Linked DNA regions of Homo sapiens: region 2 is linked to region 1. A link is a loop called in an ENCODE intact Hi-C map of the cell type or tissue named here. Cell type or tissue: dorsolateral prefrontal cortex. All regions are shown on one strand. Links, peaks and the distances in the headings refer to the core of each region. The heading gives the core; the rest is flanking DNA.

The links. Hi-C counts contacts between places; a loop is a spot of excess contacts. Peaks named below come from ENCODE experiments on the same cell type or tissue, not always from the same donor. Only the 100,000 strongest peaks of a DNase experiment are listed, where the experiment ranks them.
Region 2: it touches region 1 in a loop (3-fold over the local background); 44 of 110 quality-filtered maps call a loop at or near these places.

What each region holds. Positions count from the first base shown.
Region 1 is chr2:157,299,456-157,305,401 of GRCh38, forward strand. GALNT5 (polypeptide N-acetylgalactosaminyltransferase 5) reads left to right here. Exons shown (of 10, transcript NM_014568.3): 6 at 93-210; 7 at 1,221-1,544. Among named protein-coding and RNA genes, the nearest start is that of ERMN, 23 kb to the right of the region's middle. RefSeq lists a silencer at 3,155-3,234. In dorsolateral prefrontal cortex, for the core only: CTCF peaks have their summits at 3,242 (motif pointing right) and 3,444; no DNase peak of the experiment used is centred there; H3K4me3 peaks cover 918 bases; H3K27ac peaks cover 1,672 bases; H3K27me3 peaks cover 650 bases.
Region 2 is chr2:157,594,004-157,602,224 of GRCh38, forward strand. The region is part of intron 1 of ACVR1C (activin A receptor type 1C); the gene reads right to left. Among named protein-coding and RNA genes, the nearest start is that of ACVR1C, 31 kb to the right of the region's middle. In dorsolateral prefrontal cortex, for the core only: a CTCF peak has its summit at 3,607 (motif pointing left); a DNase peak (open chromatin) is centred at 3,568; H3K4me3 peaks cover 731 bases; H3K27ac peaks cover 722 bases.

The DNA.
Region 1 (5,946 bases), core at 871-5,870:
TCCTACCTCCCGTACAGATGTACAGAGGAACAACTCTAAAAGTCGAGCTTTCATGAGATGCAAGTTTAAAAAACAAACTTTTCTTTTTGTAGGTGCCCTGTCATGGCTGGTGGATTGTTTTCTATTGACAAAAGTTACTTTTTTGAACTTGGAACATACGACCCTGGCCTTGATGTTTGGGGTGGGGAAAATATGGAGCTCTCATTCAAGGTATTACCAGGTGTTTCCCAACTTTTCTTTACGATAATGAGTTAATCAATTTTAAATGGTTTGATTTTACTACCATAATCAGGTATGTGACTGCCACTGAGAGGAAATTTCACAGAAATTTTAGGGTCTCTGGATTAATTTTTTCATATCTCAGATTGAATTTGGAAGAATCAATTGCTGTCATAAAATTTATTAGCATTCCCTAATATTTCACAACACCATTTCTGCTTATAAATATGGGGGAAATGACTTTCTGCCACTCAGAGTAAATGCTGTGGGAGTCATACGTGCTACAAAATAACTCTCCTGGAACATCTGTCTAGAATGTTGGAAGGAATAGACTCAATCTGTAATGGATCATCTTAGAGAACACAAATGACAGAAGTACATTAAAATACCTCTAAAGCAGGTCACCAACAGGTCAGGTGTGCCTTATAGTACAGCTCCTTTGGGCACTTTATACAATCTATTATACAATCATTGATTAACTTCTGAGAAAGCCTTGGCAACAGCAGTAGTAGAGAGTGTCCAAAAAGTAATTGCTTTCCTATTGGGTGGGTGTTCTGTATGTATGTAAAAGGGTGTAATTTTGGAGCTGCTGATCATGAAGGATGGTTTTGAGTTGTGTTCCACAAGCCTTTTGGTTCTTCCCAAAAATGAGAGTAGAGGAACGTGAACAAATGGACATCTATACTTCTTTCCCTGATTCAATCAAAACAAGAACTCATGTTTTACAAAATGGGATTCTGTGAAGATTTATTTACAAATTAAAAAAAACTTACATTGAAAGTTAGGAAAGAAAAAATTACATTTTACTAATCCTAAAATGATCCACAGCAATACACAAAATTAAATAAGCCTGTTGAGTTTGATTTTCTATTGCAAAAGTGTTTTTGAAGTTGAGTATTACTTCAGGTAGGGGGAAACAAGGTGGTTTCTTGTCATTGTTAAGTGCCGATGATTTGTGGATAATCATTTGATAATTGATGCTTATCATCAAATTCTTCCAGGTGTGGATGTGTGGTGGTGAAATTGAGATCATTCCCTGCTCCCGAGTGGGCCATATATTCAGAAATGACAATCCATATTCCTTCCCCAAAGACCGGATGAAGACAGTGGAGCGGAACTTGGTGCGGGTTGCCGAGGTCTGGCTGGATGAGTATAAGGAGCTGTTCTATGGCCACGGAGACCACCTCATCGACCAAGGGCTAGATGTTGGCAACCTCACCCAGCAAAGGGAGCTGCGAAAGAAACTGAAGTGCAAAAGTTTCAAATGGTACTTGGAGAATGTCTTTCCTGACTTAAGGGCTCCCATTGTGAGAGCTAGTGGTGTGGTAAGTTCAAGTGGCAATTTAAAATCTTACTCCATAAAAACAAAACACAAAATCTCTTTCAAAAATGTGTGGAAAGAATGAGTAATTACATTATAAATAAACACCAAGTATGAGCAAAGATGGGACAAAGCATGGCTGAGAATTAAATATAGGTAAACTTGAGGAAGGCTACCAAGTGGTCATGTTCATTGATTAACTCAACAGATATCTATTGAGTATCCGTAGATCTGGGAGTATTTCAGACTTGGATTACAGGGTGATGAATGAAGTAGACTTGGTTCCTTCCTTGTGGAGCTTAATTTGGGTAGAGAAGAAAGATTATAAACAAATAAGCAAGTCAAGTGTAAATACAAAATATAATAGCTCTCATTTAGGGAACAGGCCACAGTTGATGACTCCTCAGTTAGAGTGGCTGAGAAATCCTCTCTGAGAAGGAGACTTTGTAACTCAGGCCTAAAACACTAAGTGTCAGTCAGCCAAGCTCTAAAGAAGAGTGCTAGGCAGAGGGTAAAGGTCACGTAAAGCCCTAAGACAGGTGAGTGTTCTCCATCCAAGCACTGGAAAGAAGACGAATGTTGTCAGGGTGTGAAGGAGGGAAGAATGGCACCAGATGAAGGTGAAGAGGAAGGAAGGAGCCAGATCACACAGGTCCTTGTAAGCAAAGTAAGGATTTTATTTCTTTCCTTCCTTCTTTCCTGCCTTGCTTCCTTCTTTCTTCTGAAAGCAGTGGGAAGTTATTGAGCAGAGTTAAGCAAGGGGGTGATAAGATTTAATTGGGGTTTGTAAAGATTTCAAAGAGGAACTTAAAATAACAGAAAATATCAGAGAATAGCAGATAACATTCCAGGGCATGAAGGATGGTATCCAAAGGGAAGAAGCTAAGCCAGATAAGGTAGCCAGAGTACAAGGCTGAGAAAACATCAAGAAAGAGGAGAAGCTGGGGAAAAGCCATTTCAAACCCCTTCTAGGAGTGAAGCTGCATTTGAAGAGGATGGTAAGACACGTGGGTTTAGATATGATTAGTCAAGCCTTCAGCTGGGGTTCTTAGACAGTCATGCTTATTTCTAATCTTTTATTTCTAATTTAATTTGACTTATAACTAACCCCAGTGTTTTTGTTTTATTTCAGCTTCCTTTTTCTTCATCCAAGAAATTCTTTAAAAATGTGACCATTAGTTATCCCGCCCTTTTAGGCCAAATTTTTTCAGTTCTTCTTGAGAGTGGATTATACCATGCTTTCTGTCTGGAAAATCTCCTGATAGCAAAAACTTACTATAATATTCCCCCTTGAAAGTATTCGGGAAATCCAGGAAAGCTATGAAAGACAAGAAACTAGTCTTAAAAAAATGGTTCTGTTTTTTACAAAATTCAACTGATAAATAAGTTTATGTGACCTGTTTTTAGATAACGCACTGTATTATAAAATTGCCATTTTTATGGGTCCAAATAGAATGGCAGCTACTTTAAGTGGCTCAACCTGGTAACTTATCAGACATTTTGGATTTATATACACTGTTCAAATAACAACATGTCAAATATAACTGTAAAATAAATTTACAATTTTTAATTTCAACCGCTGAGCAGAAAAAAAAAAAAGAAAGGAATTTCCACTATTCTAATATTTCCCATTCCAGCAACGCAGAATCTCAGTCAGAGTAATAATAAGCTTTAACCACCAGAGGGCACTAGAAAACTACCTTTGGGCTCCGCTGTTGCGCTAACCTGAGTGAGTTCCTATGAAATTTCTGGAGAGCTCTCCTAATGAAACAGCCTTCTGCTGATGCCTCCGCTATACTATATCAAAATGCACCAAGTATTTTAAAAAGTGATTTTAACAAATTCCTTCTATTTTCCTTTGTTGTCTTCCTTAAACAAATTTCAGTGAAGATGTAGTTTGCTCCCTTCTGAAGCAAACCAGCAGGGAGCGTTATTAACATTTTTAAAAAATTAGGACCTTTCTCCAGGTAATTTACAACAAATTAAGTAGATCATTATTTTAGATAGACAATCGTGGAAAGTTCCAAGAAAATAAACTCCACAACTTCTTTTTGTTACTTGCTTCGTTTCCCTTCTTTCAACCTCCACTACGGAATTTAGATCCAGTGAAAGTTTTGTGTTTTGTAATAAGAACAAACATTTTCTTATCGAACCAACAATATTTGAAGCTAATAATCTCACCAATAATGTATTTTTCACTGGATTAAACTGCTGGCAAACAGTCTATAGCTCCGTTTCCCTTTTTTCAACCTCCACAAGCAGAAATTTAAATCCAGTGAAAGTTTTGGTTTTTTGTAATAAGAAGAAATATTTTCTTATTGAAACGACAACATTTGAAGCTAATGAAAGAATCTCACCAATAATGTATTTTTACACTGGATTAAACCGCTGGCAAATAGCCTAATGTTTAACAATTCTGTCATAAATTGTGCGGAATGTCTACTTCCTAAATTGGAAAATGAAATAATACAACATGGATAATTTAAAATTCATACACTGCCTATTTTTTTTAAAGATTAAAATGGTTTACAGTAAAAACATGGATCAATTATTTTTAAATAAAAAGGAAAATTCTGAAAACAACTAATAATGAAATGAAGAATAACAATTCCAAAACACTTCAGAGATGATGTCTATATGAAGAAAAGTATTAGGTTGGTGTAAAAGTACCTTCCATGGCAAAAACCTCAATTAAATAGTTTCCTCAGTAATTTCTAAGAAAAAGGAAAAAAAAATCTTCAGGTCAAATGAGGGAGGGACATGTAAGGGACAGAAAAGTTTTATCTTTCCTTCCAATGCTTTTCGGTTCTTGGAAGGATTATACAAAATAGACACAAATAGTTAAACAGGGGGTTCCCAAACACTGTCCTGACCAATGTTACTTGTGCTGTCTCAGGGTTCCATGGTCAAGCACATTTGAGAAACATTTGTACAACATTCTGACAGCAAGCTGAACATTAACACCCTGAAGATTTTGAGAAGTTCTGGAGTAGAACCACCTGTTCGGCTCTGTGGAAACCAGAATTTTCCAAATTTGTTTGAAGATAGAATATTTCTGCATGATCCACAAATACAGGAGCTTACATAATATTTATCTCTGCTTCAGTACAGAGAGCAATTGCAGCATGCTTTCCTTCCTTTAAGCCCCGAGATTATTCTACCTTCATGTCTTTCTATTCACCTTCCTCTCTGAAGTTCAGGGGTGGGACTGTGGGGGCATTGAATCCTTCTGTGCCTTGTGATGCCCACATTTACTAACAGTGAGCTGTCTCCTCCCATATTTGTCATTTTAAATTGCTAATAGAGCTTTCTCTGAGGATTTTTGATAGAGATTCCATCCTTCCATAGTTGCTTTGTTTCTGCCTGTGCCAGGCACCTCAGAAGTAATTAACAACCTGGTACTATTTTTAATGTTTGTTTCTATGCCTTGAAAGTCTGTGATGGTTCCTATCCAAGGCAGGTGGTGTAAATATTCATCTCAAATCCAAATGAAGCCTGGTGTAAAGTTTCAGATTCTCAGGGACAATCCAGCTTCCTTGTTTTCTCCCTTTGCTAATGGGCAAATTGTTTTTCCCAGTGCAGCATTCAACTGAAGATCTGTTTTTCCGCTGTTATGTGGAAGACCTGAATTCCAGATTTTTGGTTTACACATACCTCTGTTTTTCTTCCATCCATATGAGGGAACAAGTCTTTCTTGCCAACCTTTGCAAGTTTCCCTGTAGCCTTTAATTTTTTCCGCATATTCTGATCCCTGAAGATGTCCCTTACTTTCTTGTTCACTAAGCTAAGCATGTAAAATTGAGGACCAATGTACTGAGCCCCCTTTTATGAAGTCTGGCAATTCTGTGAGCATCCAGTCTGCATCAGTGCAGCACCCTGAGTTAGAGCTCTTTGTTAGGCATCATAGAACAGGAAGGACACAAATAGTGTCCCTGGCAACAAAGACTTCAGCTCCTCCCAGCTCAGGAGGCTTTCCCAGGACATGTCCTATAGATTCGGCTCTGCACAGCTGTTCGAGAAATCTGAAAACCCTAAGTTGCACTGTTAACCCATCATCTTGTTAGCCCTGCCCAGGATGTCAAAGGGGGAAAGGAAATCAACATTTTTCTGCATTAAATGGTGACTTAAAGAAAGCTACCTCCATATTTGACCCTGTAAATCCATTAAAAACCTGGGGGCCTGCCAGAAAGTGCCTTTATGCTTGGCTCTGTATTAGCTTTCGTGACTTTCCTATAATGAATTGTAGCTTGCTTGGGTCATTAAGAAGATTCTGACAGGGAATCAGCTGGAATCTGCTGTTCTTTGAAGGACTCAATTTATCTATGATTCAGTGCTTAAGCAGTCAAAAGGCTTGAAGGGGTCAGTCAGGGAACATAGCTCATAACTCTTATAGGTGCATTGACTTT
Region 2 (8,221 bases), core at 1,395-6,394, 300 kb after region 1:
GTTCCCTGTTAAAGAAGGCCTCACCCTTAGAGCTGAGAAGGAATGAAACCACCCTACCAACAGAGATTCTGTCCAGGAGAACTGCTTAAACTTCCAGCTGTAGGGCTCAATTTAGTTAGAATTCAGCATATTGTAAATTATTAGTACTAACCATTTGGAATTTTCTCAGTCCAAAGGCAACACTGACTGACACTGGAGGTTTTAGTTCACCTGACCACCAGCCACCTGAGACTTTAGACATGTTCCCCAATCTCTCCAGATCTTATCTTCCTCACCTGTAAAATGAGGAGGTCAAGAAGCAGGCTAGAAGACTTCTAAAGACCCCTCCAGGTCTATAGTCCTCTGCTACTCTGAACTTGTGTCACAATTCTCAATATAAGTGACTTAAGGATTACCTATGATAGATGAAAAGAGAGAATTGGTGTTGGGTATGTGAACAGGATAGGTCTGTGCCCCCAAATTCACACCCTGCTATTTCAGTGGGTGAGAGAATTCTACTGGTTTATAAATCAACAAAACATCTCTAATTAATATTAAAAATTGTTTATCCTGTACTATATGTATTACATGATAATTGAATGTTCTTTCCAATATCAGCATGAAATTTGGGGGCGATGGGGGAAAAGTGATAGAGGCCTGAAAATGTTCATAGCCTCTCTGAGTTATGTGAGACATCCAGAGACTGTTGATGAGTCCCTCAATCTTAGTGTCCACAGGATTACAGAAATAGTATGCAAGACCAAAAGCGACTCAAAATAGCACCACACTTCAGCAATCTGAATAGTCTACATTCTACTAAGTAGATATTAAAATGTTTCCCAATAATATTTCAATGGCTGACAGCAATTAGAGCTTAAAACTGGCTAGAAGAGTGTTATTTATTTACTTACTGCCTCAAAATTTTGAATACATATGGAAAGGACACGTATGATGGCACAATGTCATAAAGCTTTTAGTGCAATTTAAAAACTTAACAGGAAAATTTCTCAGTTTAGCATTTCTGCTTATCAGCGTGGTGATTAACTGAAATTTTCACCTTTCAAAGAAAGCTTTTTCCAGAAATACCATGAATAACCTTAGCTGCTAAGCTCCTCCAGTGTGGGACAATTATTAATCAACCATAAAGGGATACAACATAATCAAAATGGTTCACGACAAAATTATTTGTGTGGATTCTCTTAAAACATCCCTTTGAAAGGATGAAAATGCAGGATTCTTAGATAGGAAGATGGCAGTCTTCTCCTTCCTGCCTTTGGAAGGCAAGGCATGAGTGGGCAACAGGCTAGCAGGGGTAGCAGTTGGTGATAACCGCTCTTGGGTACATAGCAGTGTCTCCAAGGCTGAATCTTTGTTTCCTTAGGGAGGATACAGACTACCTGGAGTCCTCTGGCCCAGTTTAGACTTTGCAGCCATGTAGGGGGAAAAAACAGACCCTATTTGAAGTGTCAAAGAAAAGAGTATTCCCAATCACAGGACACATTTCCTCTGCTAATCACATATAATCCTTAATTTGAAAGGTTATTTTCTTACCCTGGCAGCCTAAATGGTTCCACATCAAACTGTTCCCCAGTAATTGGGGTTTCTTAATCTATTGTCTCCTGCTTAGGAGAATATTGGTGTTTAATGGATTCCAATTACATTTAGAATAAAGCAAAATCCACAATCATTATCATGACCTGATAGGCTAATAGTCTGGGTTCTTCCCACTCCTCCAACCTCATCTCTCATAACTCAGCCTTCCGGAGCACTGGTCTCCTTTTCACAGCTGTGATATAACAAGTTTCCCACCTCATGGCCTTTGCTCTTCTTGTTCCCTTTGCCTGTAGTATTCTCCCCTTTCTTCTCATTCTCCAGGTCTCAGCTCAAATGTCACCCCCTCAGAGAAATCTTCAGTGACTCCCCTTGCTCAAGGATCTGCTCCCCATCCTTCCTGCTATGTATCACAATCTGTAATTCGCTTTTTAATTGTATTAGACCCACTAGAATGAAAACTTCATGAGGGCAGGGCCCTTCTCCTGTTTTATCTACCATCACATCCCAACGTTTAGAATAGGGTCTGTCAGTGCGGTAAAATCCAATAAAGATGTACTGAATTACAAATTGTAGAAAACTGCAAAGTACAGAAGAAATTTTTGTCCATGCTATTTATCTCTTGGATGAATTTTAAAGTTTCTTCTCAATTTGAAAGAGGTTTTTATAAAGATATAGAATAGAACAGAATAGAATAGAAATAGATATAGAAATCCTTTGTCATATGTGTTACATATAGCTTTTCCCACTTTCATATTTATTTGCTTTTTTCCTAACACATTACCTTCATTATTTGGGGGGTGGGGGGCAGAACGATACTTGCCCCTTGACAAAAAGAAGTCAAGTAATACACATAAAGAAGGAAGTAAAATAAAATACATCACTCCTAATCCCATAACCCCCGAACCACTAATGTATACAACTTCTCCAAATATTACTCCGTGGAGTTTTACACTAGATATGCATAGTGATGTTCTCATTAAAATCCAATAACATGATAGACATAAACTGTGTCTATCAATATTTTACTCTGCAATTTATTTTGCTTTAAAGCTTAGAAAATCTCCCATCCAGATATTTTCTAAATAGTCAATATTTTCTTCCAATTTATGATTTGTTTTTTAGACACTTAAATATATATGCAATTTTGATATGGATCATCCAATTCATAGCTAATATACAAATCTCCTTGACAGTAGTAAATGAATTACTTTATGGCAAGTCTTTAGATAAGTTTTTAAGATCATTATTTAAAGAGTACTTTACTACATGCCAAACTCTTTGGCAAAGAGTCAAGGCAGGGAGGGAGGGAGAGAGGAGAGAGAAAAGACATGCACTAAAGGAACTTGGCCTTGTAGGTTAAAGGATGTTAGGACAGTGTGGTAAACTGAGTCAGGGACACATGTAGGAGCTGTGAGCTGCGTTGGGACACAGAGGTGGAGCACTACTGAATCCGGCTGGGGCTGCGGGTAAGGGACGGGGCAGGGGCGGGAAGGTTTCTTGGAGGTGAATCTTGAGAAGCACACCTGTTCAGCCTTCCTGCCGTTCGGAGGACGAGTCCCAGCCCATCCTCTCAGTAGTCCTCCAAGACGGTCCAGACAGCACCCACCAGCCTGAGGAAACCGCGGCAGTCCTCCCTCACCAGGCAGTGTGGAAATACCTCCTGCTGCGACGCGGCCCTGCATGTGCATTAACCTGCCCCCACTTTGTCAACGGGTTTGGTAACACTCACTGCCCTGATGGAACTCCATTCCCGGTCCCCAGCGCGCTCCCCACCCCAAAAAGGACCTTGGCACCCCGGCCCGCCCCCGGGGAGCTCCCCTTGCCTGGACTTGCAGGTTGGAGCTCGGAGCCCTCCCCCAGAGCAGCGGCCAGGAGCTTCCGCCTCCCCTTCGCCTGATGAATTTGCGAAGGGACACCCTGCGGTCGCCGGGATGCCCCAGCTTTCCGCTGGACCTTGGCGCAGTGAATTCGGCCCCGACGACAGCTCCCGCGGGGCTCGGCCACCTGCCCGACGGCAGCGCAACCCCCAGGAGACGTTCTCCGACGGCTTCCCGGCGCACCCGGGTACCATCTAGTGGCAGCAGAAGCAGGAGGCAGGCTATTTTTTACAGAATGACCTCCACTCCGGATTAGCATTTCTCAAGCATTTTTAAAACCTGTGTGTCTTTAAAATAATCATAAAATGTCGCACTCTCGATTTTCTGTTATTTGAAATTTTAAAATAAAATGCCTTGTCTAGAAGCAAATCAATGCAGTGATGATTTGATGACGCTTTTTCATTTGGAAATAGTGGCCCTCCACTCGTGAACGCCCTTAAAGATCACCATTCTAGCCCGGGAGGATTTGCTAGACCGGTATTTATTGAGAGAAATCTCTTATTTGAACCAAAAGATTCCACCTATCCAAATATTGCCAGTGAAGTCTTTCTAAATTGTAAGAAGAAATGAGAAACTGATAATTAAGCCCCTAATGTGTATTATAATTTGCATATTCACATAGGTCCTATTGGTCTTATAGCTGTTATATTTATGCTCACATAAAATCATACCTGATAATGGTGGTTACCAGATTTGGAAATTTCACTGACCAGTAAAATTTCAAAAATAATTTGGGGACCCAACCAAGGGTTACACCAAATTTTTGTGTTGTCAAGGAAGAACATTGAAAAAAAAAAAAAAAGCATCCTCTATTACTATGATTTCAAAAAAGAAGTCAATTCACATGATTTAATCATTTCATACTGTATACATATCAAAACAACACATTATACCTCATAAATATATACAATTATGATTTGTTAATTAAAATATTTATTAAAAGAATAAAAATAAAATAGCTCACATTAAAAAAAGAAAAAAGAGCATTATACTACCAATCAAGAAAGTAAAGACATAAATCCCAGAATTAAGGTCTGACTTTACCAAAATCAAGGCTATCTTTTAAAAATTTCAAATGTGGATAAACATAATTGTATTTTATAATGTTACATTTATTTTCTTTTAATAGTTTTTTTTTTTTTTTGAGATGGAGTCTCACTCTGTCACCCAGGCTGGAGTGTAGTGGCACAACCTCGGCTCACTGCAATCCCCACCTCCTGGTTTCAAGTGATTCTCCTGCCTCAGCCTTCCGAGTAGCTGGGATTACAGGCGCTCACCACCCACCAGGCTAATTTTGTATTTTTAGTAGAGGCAGGGTTTCCACCATGTTGGCCAGGCTGGTCTTGAACTCCTGACCTCAAATGATCCACCCATCTCGGCCTCCCAAAGTGCTGGGGCTACAGGCGTGAGTCACCTGCCCAGCTTTAACAGTCTTTTTCTAATACAAATTATTAATCTGGGGGTTGACTGCATCAGAAAGTGGAGCTGAGTGTCCAAGCTGTTATTATTCCAACCTATTGTGTTAACAATGAACGGCCATACTCCACATGGAAATGTTGTCTCAAGTGGAAGGGGCAATTTTCTGTAGTGCTATTTTTACTCAATATGGAATATTCTGGAAACTGAAAAAAGCTGAATAGGCCGGTCGCGGTGGCTCAGGCCTGTAATACCAGCACTTTGGGAGGACGAGGCAGGCGGATCACGAAGTCAGGAGATTAAGACCATCCTGGCTAACACAGTGAAACCCCGTCTCCACTAAAAATACCAAAAATTAGCCAGGCGTGGTGGCGGGCGCCTACAGTCCCAGGTACTCTGGAGGCTGAGGCAGGAGAATGGCGTGAACCCGAGAGGGGGAGCTCGCAGTGGGCCAAGATGGCGCCACTGCACTACAGCCTGGGCTCAAAAAAAAAAAAAAAAAAAAAAAAAAAAAAAAAAAAAAGGCTGAATAATAATAGCCACCCACTCCAAGCTACAGAGAAAGCTAATAATGGCAGACCAGGTGTCTAGCTAACAAGGGACATCTCTGCCCACGGAACAGGGCTGTTGAGCTTTCCCGGCTCAACAAGCTCACTCTAGATAAGATGTTCACCTGCCAGAAATTCACTTGGCAATGCCTCCATCAGTACTGGAGCACAAATCTTAACACTGTATTTGATCAGCCTGCACACTTTGGTCTATTTTATAGGACTTGGAAGATAGTATGCGTTTTTTGAATTAGTACAGTCTTGGGTTCAATATATTGTTTGTCAAATCTATGATTTCCTTGATGATTAACTCTGGATCAAGAATACACCATACACTTTAAATATTGTTTCCATAGGAAATGATTACCAATTATAATCAACTCCTGAAGGATACTATTTCCAGCAATATCTTGCAGTGATAAGCAGGGATTACTACTCTGTAGCATGGAGAGGTGAACCTGTGTAAAGAAAAAACACCACAGGATCCCTAATCCAGTCCAGGGCATTTAGGGAACAAGTTAGGAGACTTGGGGTTCTAATCCTAGTTCTAGTAATATGGCCTCTGGGCCTCATGTGTTCAACTGATCTGTTTAAGAAAGAATTCAATTAGATGATCTCTAATGTGCCTTTCAGTTGTAACGTTCTATAACCCCAAAAGCAGAAGGCATCAATGGCCACCATCCAGTATCAGAAAGAGCAATAGGAGTGACAGCATACCCAGAAAACCAAGTTGTTGCCCTAGAATCACAGTTGAGGAAGAAAACTGTTCAGGAGAATCATGTATTCTTATAAAGACTGACATGAATAATCAGAGTTCATATTTTGGAGGTCTGTTAAGTCACTGAAATCTAGTTTTGTGTTTTCAGTCTCTATTAAAGTAGAGAAGATAGCAACCAAATGAGAAAAGAGCAGAGTTCAGTGATGAAAGGAGGACATGGCATACTCAATCTATTTGGGAAATATGCCATGAAATACAAAAAATTAACGACAAAAAACATTAAGTTCCAAACTAAAAGCTAAGAAAGCTCTGACTTGTTAAAAGGAAACAATTAAAAGTAACCAGTAAGTAATAAACAATTAATAGTCATATTACACAGTTACAAGATTGAAGAGATAGAAAAAGACAGAACTATCTGTCTCAAGTTTAGAATGAAAGTAGCAAAGAAAATTGAAAAGGTAAAGTCCTCAAGGGTTCTCAGGGGCTCACTTGTCAGAAATTTTTACCACAATCCACAGTTACATATTTACATATGATCAGATATGATAAAGAATAGATAATTCTCAATGTAGAAATAAAAGGAAACTATCCTAAATAAGAAGCTGATCTAGCTAAAAATAGAGTGGCAAGTTCAGAGTTGAAAAGGGAAGAGAAGGACAAGTGATTTGGAAGGATCTTTTTGTTTTATTAAGGCCGATCCTAGCTGAGCATCTTTCCAACACTGACCATGAGGCTCAAAAGTTTACCCTGGATACTATGAGGAATTCATATATTGTGCAAACATAAAAAGGGCGCATCACCTACCCCTCCCTTCAAAGAATATGGGTGGGAAAGGGAGCTGATGAATGGGGAGCACATTTTTAAAATCCATAATGCTTTTTAAAAATATAGTTCTTAGACTTCTAGGAATTGTCATAAGTATTTCAGAAGGTAGGTTACCGGCCGGCTGCGGTAGCTTGCACATGTAATTCCAGCACTTTGGGAGGCTGAGGCAGGTGGATCACTTGAGGTCAGGAGTTCGAGACCAGCCTAGCCAACATGTTAAAACCCCATCTCTACTAAAAATACAAAATTAGCCAGGCTTGGTGGCAGGCTCCTGTAATCACAGCTACTCAGGAGGCTGAGGCATGAGAATCACTTGAACCCGGGAGGCGGAGGTTGCAGTGAGCTGAGATTGCACCACTGCTCTCCAGCCTGGGTGATAAAAAAAGACAGTCTCAAAAAATAAAAATAAAAATAAAAAAAATAAAAAAGAAGGTAGGTTACCTGGCTTCTCCTGGTTCCTTTTATCTATCAAGATACTGTTAAGTAAAATAACTGCCTGTTTCTTTTTTGCAGCTGCCCAAATATATTTCAAGACATAAAAGTATAAAAGTGAGGAAACATAAGAAAGAAGTTATAGGACCTCCAAAAAGTCTCAAAGAATTCATATTAGCCAGAACGAAAGGAAAGTCTAAGGTAGGTCATCTGAGTCTTGCTGCTTCTTTGATAGTGATATAAAACAAAACAAAACAAAAAACTATAGCAAAGAAACAAACGAAAACCTTGTTTGTAGCTGCGTCTGAGTTTAACATTGTTGGAATTCAGCAAGGTGCAGTAAAAAAGATCCTGCACTTTGGAAGATGCGTATCTGTAGTTCTAATCCTGAGCCACCTCTAACCCTGCTGTGCAGCCTGAGAGGTTACCACACCTCTCTAAATCTGTCCATGCACTGATGAAGTAGGGATAATAATTCCTATCTCACAGGATTAGTATGAAAATTTTAAAAAGAGATATTCTAGATAACACATTTAACACACCACAGATGTTAAAAGAAAAAGAAAAAAAAGAACACCCGAAAATTAAGCTCCTGCTATTACAAGTTATGGGCTATTCAGAGCTCAACATTTAAGGCACAAACCACACTCCTTAAAAATAACTTTCAGTGTTTCTCACAACTTTCTGGTTCTGATTAACGTTTCCCTTGGTAGTGACACTGCCACACTAAGGTGATAAAATCAGCAGCTCCAAATCAAGATAGACATTTTCGTTAAAATAAAAAAAAAATTGACATCTGTACATAACGAAGGGGTAGATGTAACTGGAACATTAACTCACATATTGGTTACCACACTAATTTTTCCCTTTCA